Regions from separate parts of the Homo sapiens genome. Here region 2 is linked to region 1. Evidence: chromatin loops called from intact Hi-C (ENCODE). Cell type or tissue: natural killer cell. All regions are shown on one strand. Links, peaks and the distances in the headings refer to the core of each region. The heading gives the core; the rest is flanking DNA.

The links. A loop is a pair of places that touch in the nucleus more often than their neighbours do. Peaks named below come from ENCODE experiments on the same cell type or tissue, not always from the same donor. Only the 100,000 strongest peaks of a DNase experiment are listed, where the experiment ranks them.
Region 2: a loop joins it to region 1, with 5 times the contacts of the local background. A loop is called at or near these places in 2 of 110 quality-filtered maps.

What each region holds. Positions count from the first base shown.
Region 1 is chr7:158,814,062-158,824,308 of GRCh38, reverse strand. All of the region lies in intron 1 of ESYT2 (extended synaptotagmin 2), which reads left to right. Among named protein-coding and RNA genes, the nearest start is that of ESYT2, 10 kb to the left of the region's middle. RefSeq lists an enhancer at 5,734-5,893 and a silencer at 8,937-9,231. In natural killer cell, for the core only: no CTCF peak of the experiment used is centred there; DNase peaks (open chromatin) are centred at 2,408, 5,808, 7,088, 9,488 and 3 weaker places; H3K4me3 peaks cover 1,024 bases; H3K27ac peaks cover 5,711 bases.
Region 2 is chr7:159,189,719-159,199,965 of GRCh38, reverse strand. No RefSeq gene overlaps it. Among named protein-coding and RNA genes, the nearest start is that of VIPR2, 50 kb to the right of the region's middle. RefSeq lists a silencer at 2,512-2,581 and enhancers at 2,692-2,801, 7,653-8,152. In natural killer cell, for the core only: no CTCF peak of the experiment used is centred there; DNase peaks (open chromatin) are centred at 1,495, 2,215, 2,545 and 3,925; H3K4me3 peaks cover 772 bases; H3K27ac peaks cover 4,333 bases.

The sequences.
Region 1 (10,247 bases), core at 1,563-9,562:
CTTCTTCAGCACCTGAATCCGAGTGGTCATGTGGTTGAGGAAGTGTTGGAGTCCTCATCGTAGCTGCAGATAGGATGAGGATGCTGCTTGGGTTTCTTGTTCACACCCACACTGCGGCTGAGACACAGAAGGGAAAGGATGTGACCGTTGTTGCTTCAGTTCTGTGGTCTGAGAACCTCCTTCAGTTAGAACATTAATGCCCCAAGATGGCTAAAAATAAAGCAGTAAATATCAGGTTTTTAGTTTAAGCTAAAAAATAGATTTAAATTTAGGATATATGCAATCCATCAGCCTGTATGTTGTGGATTTAGTAAAATTTCTACTTAAGATTAATATTATTATCATTCTACATTTAAGGATGGGAGGGTATAGAGCTAGGACTGAAATATAAATAGTTTATATGGATATATACACTTAAAACATAATATATTTTATAAGTACGTATTCATAAATGTAAACTTCCATCCTGTGAAGATCAGTTATGGAATAGTGTTATTGTTAGACCTAATGAACCTATGATCGTTTCTGTAGGCTTTCATGATTTCCACATTGGTCACAGCCTTTAACCTTGAAGTAGACATTCTGAATATACTAAAAACCATCAAACTGTTTACTTTAAATGAGTGCATTGACGAGTATGTGAATTATGTCTCAATAGCACTGTTAAAAAATATAGACATCAGGGCTGGGTGCGGTGGCTCACACCTGTAATCTCTGCTCTTTGGGAGGCCAAGGCAGGTGGATCACGAGGTCAGGAGATTGAGACCATCCTGGCTAACACGGTGAGACCCCGTCTCTACTAAAAATACAAAAAATTAGCCGGGCGTGGCGGTGTGCGCCTGTAGTCCCAGCTACTCGGGAGGCTGAGGCAGGAGAATGGCATGAAACTGGGAGGCGGAGCTTGCAGTGAGCCGAGATCGCACCACTGCACTCCAGCCTGGGCGACAGAGCCACAGTCCGTCTCTAAAAAAAAAAAAATCCAATGTCTTTTTTTTTTTTTTTTTTTTTTTTTTTGAGACAGAGTCTCACTCTGTCGCCCAGGCTGGGGCACAGTGGCACCATCTCGGGTCACTGCAACCTCCGCCTCGCTGGTTCAAGCAATTCTCCTGCCTCAGCCTCCCAAGTATCTGGGACTACAGGCGCACACCGCCACATCCAGCTAATTTCTTTTGTATTATAGTGCAGACAGGGTTTCACCATGTTGCCCAGGCTGGTCTTGAACTCCTAAGCTCAGGCAATCCGCCTGCCTCAGCCTCCCAAAGTGCTAGGATTACAGGCGTGAGCCACCATGCCTGGCCTGAATTTCTTTTAATAATGGATGAAAAGGTGGTCAGTTATAGTGCAAAGTGAGGTACACCTTTGCTTACGGAATTCTAGCTAAAACTGTAAAAGTTTTTAAGGAATATTGTTCTAACTTAAGTTTGGGGGTATTTACATTTTAAAGGAGAGTTAATGAAAGGGTTAGGTATATGAATTTTAAAAACTAGGTAAATATTTTTAACTTAAACCTAATAGTACTTTATTTTTTGAGCTGGAGTCTCACTGTGTTACCCCAGGCTGGCCTCGAACTCCTAGGCTTGAGGGATCCTCCTGCCTCAGCCTCCTGAGTGGCTGGGACTACAGGTGTGAATCATTGTACCCAGCTCTAATATTACTTTATTTTTATTTATTTTTTAATTTTATATATTTGAACATTTTTTATACTTGTAGTAGAGCCGAGGTCTTGCTATGTTGCCCAGGCTGGTCTCAAACTCCTGGGCTCAAGTGATCCTCCTATCTCAGCACTTCTGAAGTGCTCTGATTACAGGTGTGAGCCACCACCTCGGGCCTCTAATAGTCCCTTAAACACGGATGCTATACTATATTGGCTTAAACAAATATTAATTTTAATTGCATAGCAATAGAAATCATGCTTCAAAAATATAAAAAACCGAAATCTGTTTTTCCGTGAGTTATTCCAAAGTCTTAACTGTGATTCAAGGTATCAGTATATAATCATCACATATGTTTGAGTAGTTTAGCTTATGGATTGGTTTGTTTCATACTGGGTACATTCTATCAGAACATAATTTTATCATGTATTATAGAATACATTGTGGTCTTTTGTCGTCTCTTGCATTTTGTTATGGTTTGGCAAGTCATTATCTTTTTTAGTTTTCATGACGATTCTGTCTCAGAGGAATTTTATTTCTTCATTTAGAGATGTAAGGACCCACTCTATGCAGATGATTGTGCCAACACAAGTGTAAGAAATCATCCTGTCTTCATATTTACACTCTGCTCAGAGTAGTTAGAAGAAGCACCTGGGAGGCGGGCTGTGGTGATGGCTCCAGTGTCACGGTGGCTCAGAAGAAAGGAGCAGGGAGGGTTTGATGGTAACTAAGGGGGCGTGTTATAAATTTACGGACATGCTAGGGAAGAGATTCTACTCTTATTGAAGGGCATGGCCTTACGTTCAGTGGCAACAGCGCGAGCGGCCGTGTGGAGGACAGTTGCAAAGGCAGATTTCTGGGCCGTCTCATCTGGAGGGAAATGCATGGAAGTTCTGATAGGGTTGTAACTCCTCCACCTGGTAGAAGGCTGCACTCAGCTTGGGACTTACTCTGGGCCCAGCAGTGAGGAAAGGAAGTGGTCCCACTAGACCCCAGCCCAGGTCCCCATGACCTGGGAGGAGTAGAAGTGCTCCTTCTGGATGGCTGGCCCAGGCCCTCAGGGCAGTTCTGATTTACAGGATGCAGGGACGTGGCTGGGATTACTGTCGTGCTTTTAAGACAGAGTTTGGACATGATGGGGGTGAAAGTAGTGATGTGTTCAGATCTAAGCTTGTGAAATCAGAAAAGGAAAGCTACTGTGTAATGCAGTATACTTCTATTCTTGCTGTAGCTACCAGAAAACTCACAGCCAAAATTATTGCTGGATTGTTGGGCCCTGTACTACTGTAATAGCCGGGAGTACCCATCACACTTTTCTTCAAATAGGCGATCTTCTTTTACTCTCAATGATCTTATTGTTCCTTGAACACTGAGTCACCTCCTGTTCTTTTGGAATTGGGTGGGGCATAGTTCTTACACAGATGGTGAATATGTTAGTAGTTGTCTTTTGCATGGGATCATTTTTTCCATAAAGCATGTTTTATTTATGGAGGTTTTTCCAGAGTCTTTCTTCCTGTCACTAATTTCTTTTCTTCATTTATTTTTCTTAACTGTTTTTAAAGTTCTATAATGTTTGTTAAAGCAAACTATTTATTTTTGTGAATTTTTTCCTGGATCGCATTTTAAGAAACTAGTCCAATTTATATGTAAGCATTAAAAATGAGTCTTGATGAATTTATGGACATTTATTAGGCATTTGCTATGTTCTAGGTACTGTGTTAGGTGCTAGTGACACAAAATGTGTGTAAGACAAGGCCTTAAACTCAGAAATTTACCAGCCGGCAATAACACAGCAAATCTGTTTAATCCTAGCATTAGTCATAGTATGAATTGGTGGGTTTTTTTCAATTATTTTTATTTATTTATTTTTTGACACAAGGTTTTGCTCTGTTGCCCAGACTGGAGTGCAGTGGCACAATCATGGCTCACTGCAGCCTCAACCTACTGGGCTCAGTCACCCCTCCCGCCTCAGCCTCCCCAGTAGCTTGGGCTACAGGCATGCGCCACCACGTCTCACTAATTTTTAAAATTTTTTGTAGAAGGGAGGTTTCTTACCCAGGCTGGTCTTGAACTCCTGGGCTCAAGCGATCCTCCTGCCTCTACTTCCCAAAGATCTGGGAGGGAATACAGGCGTGAGCCACTGCACCTGGCTGTTGTTATTTTTTTATCTGATAAAAGTATTATTTTTATTGTGTTCAACATGTTTTGAAATATGTATACATTGTAGAATGTGCTAAATCAAGCTAATTAACAAATGCATTATGTCACGGGCTTACCATTTTTTGTGGTGGAACACTAGAAAATCTACTCTTAGTGACTTTTTCAAGAATATATTATATTGTTGCTAACTATAGTTACAGTGTTGTACAATAGATCTCTTGAACTCATTCCTTGTAATTGAAATGTTTTATCCATTTGTTAATATCTCTCTAGACTCTCCCCCATTCTTTTAGTAAAAATAATACATGTTCACTTTTTTAAAATCCAAGAAAAAATATATTTAAAAGATCATCCATAATACCAAACCATCCATAATGGTAGTTGCTAGTAAAGTATAAATTGAATGGGGTTTAATGGATTACGGCAGTGTCTAGATGAAAGTATCAGTACAAAGTAAGAAGCACATCCCACGTGCACTTGTGTATTGCAGCAGCAGTGTCCTTTCGGATAACAGCTTCAGTTTTGTGCTTGGTGATTGCGTGCTGGAATTAGTGATAACCACACCAACAGCAGATGTGGAAATACTAATATGATGGTTTTCATTATGCTTTCTTTATTACTTGTAAAATTGTCATTGAAACTGAGTTTCTTTTTTTTAATTTGTTCAGTTACACGGTGAAGTCCCCCTTTATCTTTCTATATTTAATGAACATGTAGTTGTATTTTTCTTCATTTCTTATGTTATGGCTAGACAGGTTTCAAAAACATTTTTTTCTGATTTAAAGAAGAAAGTATGCTCATTGAAGAATAAGCTTTGGAGGAGAATAAAGAAGAAAAACGTTACCTGCAATTCTACTAACTAGTGATAACATTACATTGGCAACATTTCCGTGGATTTTGTTAATGTTTTAATGATATGTTTGGATATATGGGTGTGTATAGTATCCTCCTTTCTTAAATGCTATATTATGGATAGTATGTTATTCTTCAGAAATATGACTTTGACTATTGCAGTATCATCTGTCTTATGAAGCTACCAGACTTTATTTAAATGATGTCTGATAGACATTTGAAAAACTAGATTGTGAGATATGATATAATGAGAAGAGTTAAAAATAGAATTTGAGATATTTAATTTTCTGCTCTTTTTAAGTTATGAAAACGTATTTACTTGAGCTATTTATTAGATCTGTGTCTAGGATATATGAATTATTTTTGAACTCATTAGACATGATAATTTTGTAAGCAGAAGTCTGGCCTTGGAAGGCAGTGTTTGTTTTTGCATGGTATGTTGTTAAAAGACAGAGGATTTATCCCTATCTCTTTTTGTCTGAATAACCTTTGGAAGAAAGCATTCCCTCCATAATGAGTCACAACTTCAGATTGCTTTTCTTCCCCTGTGCTGTGTTGGTATATTAAAGTTTGCTAACAGTTACAAGTATTTTTAACTGCCATGGTTTCGTGTAGCACAATTGAGTAATGGCTACTTTGAGGTTCCCATGATGATTTGTTGAATTGGTGTGTCCTTGTCTGGACATGACCAGTCATGTGGCCAGGGCCCGTGCGAGTGGGGCTGCCCTTCTGTGGGGTGTGCTGAGGTGTGGCCACCGGCCTCTGGTTAGCTTTGAGGCTCCCACCGTCTCGCAGAGCCCACAGCTCAGGCTCTGGCTCTGGTGGGTGTGGGTTGCGCCCTGAGACCCACCCCTTCCTAACTCCCTGCCCTTGGGTGAGTCAGGTCCAACTCTTAGAACCTTGTTTCCTCTTTGGTTTGATGGGGGTTGAGCCTGACTCTGTGCTGTGGTTGTGAGGCTGGAATGCGGAGAGGCCAGTGAACACACTGGACATGGGCGGGCAGGGAGGCATGTCCTCGGGTCAGCCGTCTGAGTCACAGGCCCAGAGATGCCCAGCTGTGACCAGTGCTCCGCTTGCAGGCAAGTCCTGGTGTGGCCTTTGCCACCTCCCTCCCCCACCTCTGCTGAAATGGAACAGATGAGCCCTGGGGTTTTTCTTTGTTTCTGTTCCACCGTGGTTTGTTTACGCTGTTGCTAAGAATTTATCTACCATAATGCTTTGTTGTTATTAACACTTGCAAGTATGTGTGCCGTAAAATTTCACTTTCTCTTCCTCTCTGTATATCCCTAAAATAATATCCAAGGAGCCTACAGTGGCACTCCTCTTCCTTGCCTTGATTTGCTCTGTATCTTCCTTAAAACAAATATTGTTCCAAGGACATGGCTAATCTTTCTTGACTCCACTTCCAGGAGTCATCCTGATGCCATAGATAATGATAGTTAATTTTACATTTTGTACATATAACATTTAATTATTCTAATATTCATTAACTTCCTTTTGTGAATAAGTGCTGGTTAGTGACTAAAAAGTGGGGATTTGAAAGTGCACATCCTATTTCGGGGTCAGTTGTAATAGTTTAATTTTAACGTGTATTATATGTGGAGTTGTTTCCTGTCTGAGGGATTGATATGTTTTAAGTTTCCCAGAGTAAGGTAGATCTGTAGAAAATAAATCCAGTGATTTGGGAGAACATTATCTAACTTCATGCCATAAATATTATACTGGAGTACCTATTATATGCTAGTTTTTGATTATGCTGCTCACATTTTGAGAACCAGTATCAAATTGCTAAAATTATTAATCTGAATGATACTTTCACCTTCCATTTTCTTATGAAACTTTGTTATATATTTGTTAAAGCATTTAGTTTAATCTGTAAACCAAAAGTATCTGAGACAAGTCTCAATTAATTTAGTATTTTATTTTGCCAGGTTTAAAGGATGCTGGTGACATAGTCTCAAGACATTTGCCCAAGGGGGTTGACCTGTAAGTTTTAGGGATACATAAGACACCAATCAATACATGTAAGCTGTACATTGGTTCAGAAAGGTTGGACACCTGGAAGTGGGTACATTGGTTCAGAAAGGTGGGACACCTGGAAGCAGGTACATTGGTTCAGAAAGGTGGGACAGCTGGAAGCGGGTACATTCGTTCAGCAAGGTGGGACACCTGGAAGCAGGTTGGTGTGGGGAGCGCTCCAGATCATAGCTGGACTCAAAGATTTTTCTGATTGGCAATTGGTTAAGTTACTGTCTAGAGACCTGGAATCAATATAAAGGAATGTCTGGATTACCTTGTGGAGACCAAGGTTTTATTGTACAGATGAAGCCTCCAGGTAGCAGGCTTCAGAGAGAATAGATGGTTAATGTTTCCTGTCAGACTTAAAGAGTCTGTCAGTTCTTCTGTCAGTTCTGTCAGTCTTAAGTCTGTGTCATGGTAATGAGGTGTGTCCGATGCCCCACCCCCTCATCGTGGCCTGAAGTAGTTTTACAGGTTAACTTTGGAATGCCTCTGGCAGAGAGGAGGAGCTGTTCAGATAGTTGGGAGCTTAGAATTTTCTTTTTGGTTTATACTTTGTACCCAATTTGTAAAATGTTATATAAAGCTGGTGTTGATATTTATACACAATTAGAAGTGAATTGCCTACTGAGATCATTAATTTATTTCATTTGTGCTACAAATCTTTAAATGGCTAGTAAGTGCGTACCTAAAATTTGTTAACACCGTCTACATTAATATCTGAGTGCTAGACTTTTGAAACCGAAACTCCAAATGTAATCCAATACAAAGTAACAATACTCTTCCTACTTATTTTTTCACACATATAAAGATCTTGGAATTTATCCAGTAACTAGTAGAAAGAATTGATTTTACTTAATCACAAATGGTGCTGTGTGTGAAGCAAAGTTTTAAAAGAAATGCTCCGTAGATGTCAACGTGAGTACTGGAGCAGGAGGGAAAGGATGACATGGTTGGTGCATTAGGGCGCCTGTGACAAAGTGCCATCAACTTGGTGGCTTCAGACAACACTCTTATCTTTTAAGGGTTCTGGAGGCCAGCAGTTGGAAATCAGTTCCTCTGGGCTAAAACTGAGGGGTGGGCAGGGTGTGCACTCTGGAGGCTCCTGGGGAGAAGCTTTTCCTGCTTTTCTTGCTTCTCAGCCACATTCCATGGCTGCAGGCCCTTCTCCCTTCAGAGCTGGCAGCTGCTTTCATCCTCATGGGGCCATTCTGCTTTCTGTTTTGTCAAATCTCTGTTCCTCCCTGTTTTCTTTCTTTTCGTTAGACAAGGATTGAGGCTGCAGTGAGCTGTTTGCACCTAGGCTGGAGTGTGGTTGTGTGATCATAGCTCACTGCAGTCTCGACCTCCTGGACTCAAGCAACCCTTCCACTTCAGCCTCTCGAGTATCTGGGACTACAGGCCTGTACCACCACACCCAGCTAATTAGCTAATTTTAAACATTTTTTGTAGAGATGGAGTCTCACTGTGTTGCCCAGGCTGGACTTCCTCCGTTTTTAAGGATACTGGAGATGGCATTTAGGGCCTTATGGATAGTCCTCCACCAGCGAAGATCCTCCATTTTACCACATCTGCAGCGTTCTTTTTGCCATATAAAGCGACACTCACAAATTCCAGGGATTAGGACGTGACCATCTTTTGAGGGCTGTTACTCAGCTTCCCACACTACCCTGTTTCTTGGAGTATTCAGGAGCCAGGAAGGCTTAGTTCCAGCACTTTCCCCGTGCCGTAACATCTCAGAAATCAGATTTATTTTACAAGGGTGTATCACTGTTAATGGACTGTGCTCTTAGTGGCACATAAAGTGATGGTGCAGCTTATAATTGATCACATCTTGGATTCAATACTAAGGTTTTTTTCCATTTTTGGCTGTAGTCCTGGTGTCTGAGGTTGGATGTGGTCTTTCAGAGGTGGGATGAGGAGGAGCTGTGCAGTGGGAAGAAGGGTTAGGAACTGTGGGAACTGAGATGACCACAGGAAGCAGCACCATAAGTTACACAAGTGGAAGAGTTGGGCTTGATCCCTAGACACAGGGCAGCATCCAGATATCCACTAGAGGGATGTGTCCCAATTTAAAAGGGGGGTTTAGCAAGATACATTTGGCAGGGATATCCAGAGGGACTGGGGACACATATCTAAGCATGAGGGGGAAGGAGTGTGCCTGAATGTCAGGGGAATAGCTTTGGGGAGGAAGGAAGATAGATGAGTGAGCCAGGAATGTGAACAACCACCCCAGGGTGTAGAAATGATGGCTGGAACAATAGGAGCAGTAGTTTGAGGCTGGGGCTGCGGTGGGAGATTACTTCAGTCTTTAATGTTGGTGTAAGAAACCCAAGGAAGTTCCAAGAGGACTCAGCCCAACAGCAGCCAGCACCTCCCTGGAGAGACAGGAGACAGGCAAGCGAGAGGCGGAAGACCGTGTGGATAGCTTCACAAGGGAGCTGCCTCTCTGCACTCGGAGGAGTGTAACAGAAAACCCGTGAGAAAACAAACGGTGAATGTGCTTAGCACTCATTGCAGGCTCTCTTCTAACTCTTTACATGGAAGTCATTTAAACCTCACAGCTAACCCGCCACCTTTGTTTTACAGGTAAGGAAACAAGCTCTGCTAATGTCAGAGGTGAGCAAGGCAGCCCTTGACCTGTGAGGTCTGTGCACTCCCTTGCATTCTCTGCTCTCTCCTCTCTCTTGATGGCAGTAGGGGAGGAACTGGGGATTTGGCACCATCTAATCTAGTCATTTTTACAACCCCAAGAGAATTGCATGTCATTTCCGCTCTTCAGAGGAGGAGCTAAGGTCTGAGAGACCCTGCAGTCACCCCAGTACAAGTCAGGTGTACCCGCCTGGCCATACTCAGTGCCCTGGGAGCTGGGCCCAGCCCATAAAACCTGTGCTTTGCAGAAGGCACCAGAGACACCAGGGTGGTGGCAGGTTACTGTTTCTAGAAGAGCAAAACCAATGCAAGTGAATAAGCCACCACCTTGTTAGCCAGTGGGAGTTTCTCTGGGTGTTTTAAGTTTATATACTGTTAGCATTCTTAAATACGTTAGGAGGTGACAGCCAGACTGTGATATATTTTTAAATGTTTCACATCTGTGAGAGTAATCGGGACGAGTAACGTATATTTTTAAATGTTTTAGATCTGTGAGGGTAATCGGGACGAGTAATGTATATTTTTAAAACGTTTTTGATCTGTGAGAGTAATCGGGACGAGTAACATATATTTTTAAAACGTTTTTGATCTGTGAGAGTCATCTGGACGAGTAAGGTATATTATTTCATATATATATATATATATATATATATATATATATATATATATATATATATATATATATAATTTTTTTTTTTTTGAGACGGAGTCTCGCTCTGTCGCCCAGGCTGGAGTGCAGTGGCGCGATCTTGGCTCACTGCAAGCTCCGCTTCCTGGGTTCATGCCATTCTCCTGCCTCAGCCTTCCGAGTAGCTGGGACTACAGGCGTCCACCACCACGCCCGACTAATTTTTTGTATTTTCTAGTAGAGACAGGGTTTCACCATGTTGGCCAGGATGATCTCTGTCTCCT
Region 2 (10,247 bases), core at 771-8,770, 380 kb before region 1:
TAATCCATCTGTGCAGAAGACTTGACTGTGTTTAATTGCCAAGCCACTACAGGCTAATACTAATAAAATACAACAAAAATAAATTACTAGAAAAATATAATTGTAAGAGATATACAAAAGCAAGCGTAGGTTTTTATTAGAGTTGAAACAAAATTATGTTTCAATAAATACAATCAGAACATAGTATAGAAAAATTATCAAAAATGCACAATTGTTTATTGAAAAGTATACACACCAGTACAGGCATAACTTTTGGTCCTTTTACAATCATAACTAAATAAAAACTTATGAACAAAACAGCAAACTTCCATGTCATGCTTTGAAAGCATATTGCAAACAGCAGTAATGGGTCTTTGATGTGACATATTCCTTCTCTCCTCATTTGTCTAATCCAGGAAGGAGAGCTGGAGAGGCACGTCACCCAGGGAGAAGCTCACCCACCCTGTTTCCCTGTTTCCATGTTTCATCTTTGGAAGCTCAGAGGCCATCCTGACAGAGGAGTGTTGATGACACAGGAGAGGTTGGATAATTTCAGCAGGCTTAAGATTTTATTTTGTCCTGCATGTAGGGCTCACACTGTAATCCTAGCACCCTTTGAGGCCAAGAGAGAATCCCTTGAGCCCAGGAGTTCAAGAGCAGCCTGGGCAACATAGTGAGACTCCCAGCTCTACAAAAAAATTTTTCAATTTGCCTGGCATTGTGGTGTATGCCTATAGTCCCAGTACACAGGAGGTTAAGGTGGGAAGATTACTTGAGCCAGGGAGGTCAAGGCTGCAGTGAGCCCTGATAGTGCCACTGTACTCTAGCCTGGGCAACAGAGCAAGACTCTCAAAAAAAAAAAAAAAAGAAAGAAAGATGTGATGCCTTCAGTCCCTCATCAGCAGTTATACTAACTATGCATTCTGTAAAATTATAATTAATCTTAAATTATTTCTCAAGAAGAGAAATGGATTCTGGTTTTATATATGTTTCTGTTACAGTTGACAAGCTGGTCCTGAAACACCACCAGTGGAGGTGCGGACGGCAGTGGCAGCAGCATCCACTCACCGTGTGAGTCCTGCAGGACCCAGGCGAGGCTCTGCCTGGTCACTGAGGCAGAGCTTGGACCCCGCACTTGGGGGACAGTGGGAGGCTGCTGCCTCTAACGGCTCAGTCGAGGCTTCCGTTCTCTGTCCGTGGCTCTAACCAGGCTCTGAGCAGCCTTGAGTCCTCTTCACTCCTGGAACTCACCTGGAAAGGGTTGGTGGCTCCTTCTCTCCAGCACTTCAGTGGGTTCGGGATGGCATTGGTGGGGGGAATGTCCTGTGTGTGAGATTTCTGCACACACGTGTGAGTGTGTTATGTGTGCACGTGTGTGCATGTGACATGTGCCTCATGTGAAACTGAAGAGAAACACAGTAGATGCTCTATGGCCTCCACTCTGTGGCTCCCTTGGCAGCAGTTTTTACCCACACCCACCGTTTCTTATGCAGCAGATGTGTTTTCACACAAAACTGCCCACAGACACGCACTGTGTGAATCAGACAGAAGCCGAGCCACTTGGTGCACAGGTGTGGAGAGAGGAGAGACCCACGCCTGCTGAGGCAGCCTCTGTCCACCTTCTTAAGTCCCTCACCAAGCAGGGCTTGAACCCCTCTTCCAGTTAGAAGGTGAGGAAAGAAGGGTGGGGAGCGTCCTGCTCTCAGCTATGGCCACCGTCTCCATGCTCAGCCATGCTTGGGAAGAACCCCACACACCAGCTCCCCCAGGCCCGAGGTCCTCCCGGGGGCCCATCCTGAACTTCACCAGGGACAGATTCATTAGCACTTGGGTCTAAATGACAAATAATCAGTGGTTAAAGTCTGTTGACATTTTAGGGGGATCAAAAGTGGTGAAGGAGCTGCCTTCCGGAGGCCTCCAGGCCAGCGGGCCCTCAGCTCTCTCGGTCTCGCTGGGGCCTGCCTCCTTCTCTGGCATAGAAACAGCAGGAGCTCAAAATATTTGAAAAAGGAAGGAAAAGAGGAATAAATAAAGGAAGGAAGGTAAGAAGTAGAGAAGAGAGGTAAGAAGGAGACTGGAACCTTCTGAAATCCCCCCTTGTTGCTGACATTGAGGGGCCCCTCTCCGAGCCACACACACCTTGCAGGTTTGTATTTGTGCCCAATGGACTAGACCCAGTGGCTGAGCCGGGAGGCTGAGGCTGTCTTCCTTCTGTCACACGTGATAACGTGAAAGTGCTGTGCAAATACAGGATGTAAGAACAAGAGAAATTTAGCATTCTCATTCTGCAGTGATATGACTGATAAGTGATATGACTTGCCTTAAAACACAAACTCGAGCTCAGGGCACCCAAAGCCTCTCACTCATCTATCCGTTCACGTATCCCTGGAGCTTCTCCTGCAGGCCAGTGCGAGGAGGCCGTGACCAAAACACGGCTCCTGTCTTCAGGGAGCCTGTGACTTCCCTGGGGAACGAGGTAAACAGGTCATGAAGACGCATAGTAGCTGCTGAGGGAGCTAAATAAAAGCACGTGGGAGGAGCCTCTAACTGGGGAGTTTTTCCTGGGAGGAGTCTGGTGAGCTGAGCCCTAAAGGACCAGAGGGAGGAACCTCTGACTGGGGAGCTTTTCCTGGGAGGAGTCGGGTGAGCTGAGCCCTAAAGGACCAGAGGAAGTCAGCCACGCTAAGGAGCGGGGAAGGCCTGGGGGAGGCTGTTTCTAAGCAGGGAGCAGAATGCACGAAGCCCCCAAGGCCCATGAACTCTGTGGCAAGCCCGGGTGGGCACGACTGGGCTGGCTGCAGTCTCCCTCAGTTCCACCACCCTGTCTGCAAGGAGCAAAGAAACCCCAAAGTACTTTGTTGTCTTAGTAAACACAACAGGTGACTCAGGGTATTACGTCTCTGATTATGATAATTTGTAAAAGTAATAGAAGCACGTTTGAGAAAATGTTGAAAATCAAAGGGGAAAAATATGTACCTTTAATCTTATCACTGAGCATAGTGAACATAGCAATTTAGATATATTTCCTTGTATCCTCTTCTATATACAAAAAGAGTTAATCGTAGTTTATGTACAATTTCATAATTAGATTTTTCACTAACCTTTATAATCACTGGTGTATTTCATACGCGAGGGCCAGCACCATGGCATGCAAACTGGGGCTCAGCCTCCATCTTCCCACATGCAGCGCCGTGAGGGACCCCTGGGATTTGACGTGGAGGCAGGGGTGCCCTTCAGTCTTGCAAACTCACTGAGCACGTGCCAGGCCTGAGCCAGGCGGTGGCAAGAGAGACAGGTGATGCCACAGAGGCACTGACATTCCAGCATGGTGACAGACAAATCAGGTTTTAAAAAGTGACAGAAACTAAGCAAGATGATTACAACATGCAATTTGTGTTGTAATGAAACTATCACAGGATTTTATCAAATGAGATGATAAAGGTTTTATAAATTTGAAAGCCAAATAGAAAATTAATATGATGATGATTTTTATTAGTGACATAGTTCATTTCTAAGATAATTGATAATATGTTTAGACTAAAATTGTCATAAGAAATATTTAATATTAATGGAAACTTATGTTTATTACAGAAGTGGTAAGAAGGAGCAGGCCGGGTGACCTTTCCTGCTGATTTATTACCTTATAAAAGATTCCAGGAAGTATTTTGAAAACACCATTTTCTGGTCTCTTTAAAGCACATATGCTGGGAAAGTGGCCAAGATGCAAACTCTTAAGCTCTTGGAGGATTTCAAATGTATCCCCTCGCTAGGAGGTAGAAAATGGCACATTCTGCCTTTGATCCCCAAAGAGGAGACAAAGTTGTTTTAGAAAAATTGCTTCTCTGGAATTTAACCAGAGTAAAGTGCCCTTGTCAAGGCTGGTTCAGCAAAACGATGGAGCAGGCCACGTTTGTACTCACACAGATGAGCCCTCTTCTTGTGGCTGTTTGTCGCGCTATTTTCTCACTTTCTGATAAGATTTTCTCAGCTCAGCTGCTTCTGGTTTCAACACATGGTCATTTCCTGTTTATTTCTTTTAATTGAAACTTCAGTTTTTTACATACTCTCATCATTGTTCATGCAAAGCCTGCTTTTAAAAATTAATTTAAACAATTCAACAACTACCTACTAAAGTTACCCCAAATGAAAAGTAGGGCATTGGAAACGAACCTACATCTGCCTGAATGCCCCCATCCCTCCCTCTCCCCAGATGGCTGATGTCTGTGTCTGGGCTTCCTGCACATATGTGTCTACCTTGGAAGTATGTCCCTAAAAATCATGTGGCTTCAGTTTTAGTTGGTTGTTTTTTTTTTTTTTAATTTTGGGATTTTCACTTGCCAGGCAAAATTAAATTGTTAAAAAATTTTTTCTTTTTCTTTTTCTTTTTTTTTTTTTTTGAGACAGAGTCTTGCTCTGTCGCCCAGGCTGGAGTGCAGTGGCGCCATCTCAGCTCACTGTAACCTCTGCCTCCCGGGTTCATACAATTCTCCTACCTCAGCCTCCCGAGTAGCTGGGACTACAGGTACCAGCCACCACACCCGCCTAATTTTTTGTATTTTTAGTAGAGACAGGGTTTCACTGTGTTAGCCAGAATGGTCTCTATCTCCTGACCTCGTGATCCACCCACCTTAGCCTCCCAAAATGCTGGGATTACAGGTGTGAGCCACCGCACCCGGTCTGATTGTTAAAATTTATGCATCTGATTGCATGTCGCTATATTCTTCACTTGGAGCACTGTAAAATAACGTATGGTTGGAATGTGCAACAGTTTATCCATTTTCCTGTTAGAAGTGATTTGAATTGTTTCCAGATTTTTGCTTTCCTGTGAATGAAACATTTTTGCTGATGCCTTTGGTGCTCACAGGGAATATGAATGCCGCAGCTCCCAGCATAGGGACAAGCTGCTGTCCACAGCAGCAGCTCCAGCTTTATTCCCACCAGGAATGTGCATGGGGTCCAGGCAATCTGCATCTGCCCCTTTGCTTGGTGCCATCAGATGTCACCACTTTTTCCCACTTAAATGACAGTAAAATGTTATCTCTGTGATTTGGACTTGCATTTTCCTGATCACTAAGGATATTCGGCCTCTGCATATATTTGTTGGTTATATGTTCCATTTTTTTGAACTGTGTGCTGCCTTTTGGACACTTGTAATTGAATTATCAGTCCTTTTCTTATTGATTTATAATAGTTCTTTGAATTATAGACACTAAGCCTTTGTGCATTTTGTGCGGAACATATCTGTTTTTATTTTGTAATGTGTTTCCAATTTCTTTAAGGTAATTTGATTTTCTGTTATTGATAACTCTTGTTGGGCTTATTTAAGAAATCTTTGACTACTTCAAAGTTTGGAAGATTTTCACCTGTATTTCCTGTTTTCATTCTTCCTAATGAAATGGAGCAGTGTCAACACATGCACAATTTCTGCTGCATTCTCAAGTTGCACCGAGCAGCAGTTTGGAATTGGTGTGCTGGCTTTACTGAGGCCATATGCTTTTAAAGCTTTTTACCTAACATGGAATGAAAAATCTGGATCCTTAATTGTGTGATTTAAGGTATCAGCGTAAGTGGAAAACATATCGTAGAGAGCTCCTCCCGACCTCTTTCTGTTTACTTGGTGAAAGTGCCCACTTCCTTAGAATGGGTGCTCCCAAAATGTCCAGGGCCTTCTGGGCTCCTGGCCTTCTGGGCTCCTACAGGATGTCTTGGGAACAGTTGACACAGACTCATTCCTCTTCCGTGAGAAACCTTTTCTTGGAGTGACTAAAACAGGGTAGGACTTGGGATCATCCTGCTCTCACCGCTCTTGCTCCAAAATCAGCAAAATTCCTTCTTGCTGTGAAGAGCTTTTCAAAATATCAGATATGAGGCATTATTTTGATTCATCCTAAAAGCAAAATTACTCTGGAGTAGATGGATGCCCTAACTTTGATAATAAGTACATTGCAACTGCAAAAGGAAAATAAAATCTCAGATCCCAAACTCACTACGCCAAAAGGGAAAGTTGAGCTTGGAAACTGAGCCACAAACAACTCCCTTTCCTTCTGTTAAACAGGGACCTCCCCAGGTGGCCTCTCTCACCCTGACAGTGTAAATTAACACCTTATCTTTGTGAGTGCAGGACAATAAATTGTCCCACCACCCACCCTGAGATGAATGCCTGTTCGACTTCTTCCTCCACTCTGTGTGTACTTCATCTCGTGCAAAGTGCAGATTCACTGAGTGAGAGACAGCCACATACTCCGCTGTTCCTCTCCCCTCCTTTCACCTGCAGCTTGTGGATTCACTGAGCACTAATCAAAGCCTCACAAGAATGCAACTTCTTGTCTGATTTTTTTCTACAGAAAAAAATCTTTTTTTCCTTTCCTCCTTCCCCTCCTGCCTGCTTTTCTCCTTTAGGTATTGAGGCCCTCAAAACCCTCTTTGGAAAAAGTATGGGCCACAGGTCCTACTGCAGTCTGTCTCTTTCTCCTGAGTACATCCTCAACCTCGGCAAAATAAACCTCTAAGCTGATTGAGACCCGTATCAGGCACTCTTTGGTTTACACAACATGCAGGCAACTTGCAACATGATTGGAAAGAAATAATGTTAGTGTCCGTTATGCAAAGCCTTCCATTCTAAAAACAACACACACATTGCTTTAGTCATTTCAAGCAGATAAAAAGAAAGGAGTCCAATTTACTGACTAAAAAAATGAAAGCAGATGGATTGCACCTGGGTAAAGTATTCCTTGACTAACAAACCAGGAAATTCCAGGCTGTGTTAACATCCACAAGAGGTAAGCGAGAGTTCAGACCCAGCCTGCTGCCCAGATCCCAGGAGACACTGTCTTCTTTCGAATGTTTTCACATTTTTTGAAGTTTAACACAAATAAGAAAATACCCAAAGTGTAAACACAAGGCACTCACTCACATGGTCACCACCTTGGTAAAGGCATGTGACGTTTGCCAGGCAGAACCTGTGCCCACCCACCCAACACTCGTGCTGCAGTAGTCTAGCTACGCCTGGCTCTGAACTTCGTGGAAGGGAAGGGAACAGTGTGTGTCTCTGGGGCCTGGCTTGTTAGCCCGTGCTGCAGATCCCGTCATGATCCACTGAGACCTCCCTGGGTTCTTGCAGCTGCTGGAAGCATGGTCGGCAGAGGGCCTGCAACTGCCAGGTCCCCTGGGGGATTGCCTGGCAGGAAGACGCTGCCTTACCCAAGGCCACACCCTTTTTCCTGGGCTCCCTACGTCCACTGACCACTCCAGGTGGGAGCGAAAGGCCCACATTAAGGACCACTTGGGAGGATCATTGCAGCTTCAGAGCTTCTATAGGTCAGCTGAGGCCTCTGTTGAGACTGCATTCCAGGCAGATTCTTCCTTTGCCCAACCCTGCTTCCTTCCCTCCCACAGGTGCACTCCTAAATGAACCTCCAGCATAATCCTTTCCATGTCATTGTCTTCCTGGGAGCCAAGTCTGTGAAGCCCACACCAGCAGTGGTAAAACAGAACAGATACTGGGATGTCATCTTGGAGCTCAGTCACCTGCCACCAGAGACAGGTGCCTACTGCAAGGTGAAGCAGCGACTGGCCCTGGCACAAGGAGCCACACCAGCATCAAAACTTGGACCAGAGGTCAGCGGGGATCACAGACCAGCAGGTGTGATATAAAAGACATTTAAGAAATATCGGGAAATAATAATTAGCAGGGCCCAGAATCTCATGGCTGCTATCAACTTCGATGAACCCTTTGAAGAAGGAAGTGATTACTCAGCAACTAAAAGCTGAGTGTAAACCCTAGAGGGCTCCCAGGAGCATGAAAAGGGCTCTCAATTTAAAAAACAAAAAACAGCTCTCATCTCCTATAGGTGGAAATCATGACCCATCTCAGGACTGGATCTCAAAAGCTGCAGCTCCCAAGAAGGGCAAACCCTCAACCTCACTGGGTTTGTTGTGTCAAAGCCAGGCCCACAGATGAGGAGAATTTGTCAGCTTGGAAGCACTCTCGTGGAATATAGGAGAGGACCCCAGGCAATGGGGAAACCGTACTAGGCTGTCCCCTATGAGTGAAGCGTGAAGCTCTGCAGCAAGTGAGGTGGAAATTGTGCCAGAGCTTCCCTGGAGGGTGCCGACGTTAGGGGGTTCACAGGCTCAGGGAAGTGGGCTGAGGCAGACAAGCAGCTGGAACACTGTGACCCCCAGCATCTCCATCAGCTAAGGCTGCTGTCACAGGCACCATGGACTCGGTGGCCTCAACAACAAACATTTATTTCTCATAGTTCTGGTGGCCAGCAGCTCTGGTGTCTGCTGTGGGTGCCTTCTCCCCGTGGCAGAAGGAGGGAGAGAGAAAGAACACTGGTCTCCTCCTCTTCTTGTAAGTGTGCTAATCTCATCCTGGGGGCCTTACGATTACGGGCTCATCTGAACCTAATTACCTCCGAAAAGCTCCACCCCCAAATATCATTTACACTGGGGATTAGGGCTTCAATCTGTGAATCTGGGGAAGACGCAGACATCCGGGCCATTGCACGTGGGAAGCCCCAGGGGAATGTACGGGTGGCAGGAGAAACAGTGGCTCCCCGTGCACGTGCAGGCTGGGCTGCCAGCAGCAGAGTCCATCACCGAGGGAGGCTTTCTGACAGCTGTGGGGCAAAAGGACCCTGAACAATACAGACTAGATGGCTGCACTTCGCCTTCAGCAGCCTGGTGGATGCAGTTATCTTCATCTGTGACAAGGCTGGAGTGGCCTTGAGGGAACCTGATCCACAGAGGGTTAACAGAACAGTGTCGCTGGATGCAAAACAGACAGGCAGTGAAAAGAGGCACTATGCAGTGTATGCAATGAAAATAAGGACGATAATGAAACAGGTCATGGTCACCCCAGCACAACTCAGGGACTCGCCCAGTTTCCAGACTCACGCCAGTGAGGGGACGATTTGAAGGAGTCGCCAGGTCCACAAGAGGAAGGAGCTTGACCCACGATGGCGAATGCCCATGGCGCTGACTCCCCAGTCCTTCCTGACCCTCGATGGTGAGTCCACATGGCGCTGATGCTCTTCAGTTCTTCCTGACCCACGATGGTGGGTGCACATGGCGCTGACTCCCCCAGTCCTTCCCTTATGCAGGTGACTGCACCAGAGTAAAGGGGCAATATCCGGACTTCTCTTTCTTTCTTTTTTTTTTTTTTTTTTTTTTTGAGACGGAGTCTCGCTCTGTCACCCAGGCTGGAGTGCAGTGGCGCAATCTCAGCTCACTGCAAGCTCTGCCTCCCGGGTTCACACCATTCTCCTGCCTCAGCCTGCTGAGTAGCTGGAACTACAGGCACCTGCCACCAGGCCCAGCTAATTTTCTGTATTTTTAGTAGAGATGGGGTTTCACCGTGTTAGCCGGGATGGTCTCAATCTCCTGACCTTGTAATCCACCTGCCTCAGCCTCCCAAAGTGCTGGGATTACAGGCGTGAGCCACCGTGCACAGCCAATACTTGGACTTTTCAAAGACCCTTTAGCACGACCCCTGAAGTTGACATTTATATGCAATGGTCTGAAATGTCATCGTGGCCCTTCTGTTAAAATGGGAGCACTTTGAGGCTAAGCAGCTAATAGAACTTTGGCTCAGGTCCAGGTCACAGTGAGTCCACTGATGCAGAGGCCATTTGTTCATCACCTCCTAGGTCCCCGAATGTATAACTAGAACATACTTTCTTGGTAGGTAACATAACCTCCAAGTTGCTTCCTTCTCTGCCCAACCCTGCTCCTTCTCCTCTCCTTCCACTTGTGTTGATCTAAAGAGCTCTCCCTAACAACTCCAGCATGTTCACCTCCCGTTTTTAATTACAGATTAAATTTCTTTAGGGACCCTAGGGCTACTCAGGCTTTCTATTTCTCCTTGGGTTGTATTTGCTTAGTTGCACGTTTCCAGTAATGTGTCCATTATACCTAAACTATTATGTTAATCTCTTTTATCATTTCTAGTAGCTTCTTTTATAAATTCCATGGTATTTTCTATCTAGACCATTATGATTACTGGAAGTAGTGCCAGGTTTTTTTCCTGTCCGATCTGTATGTCTTTTATTTATCTTTATTCCTTTTTGCACTTACAGGGACTTCCAGTACAATGTTAAATTGGAAAGTACAAATGGACACATATCATGAGTGCATGTTGATTTTTATCAAAAGCATTTCAGCATCTATTGGTCATATGGTTTTTCTTTTTCATCTGTAATATGGTATGTTACACCATTTGTAGCACTCCTATGTTTGATTATAATACAATATGATACATGACA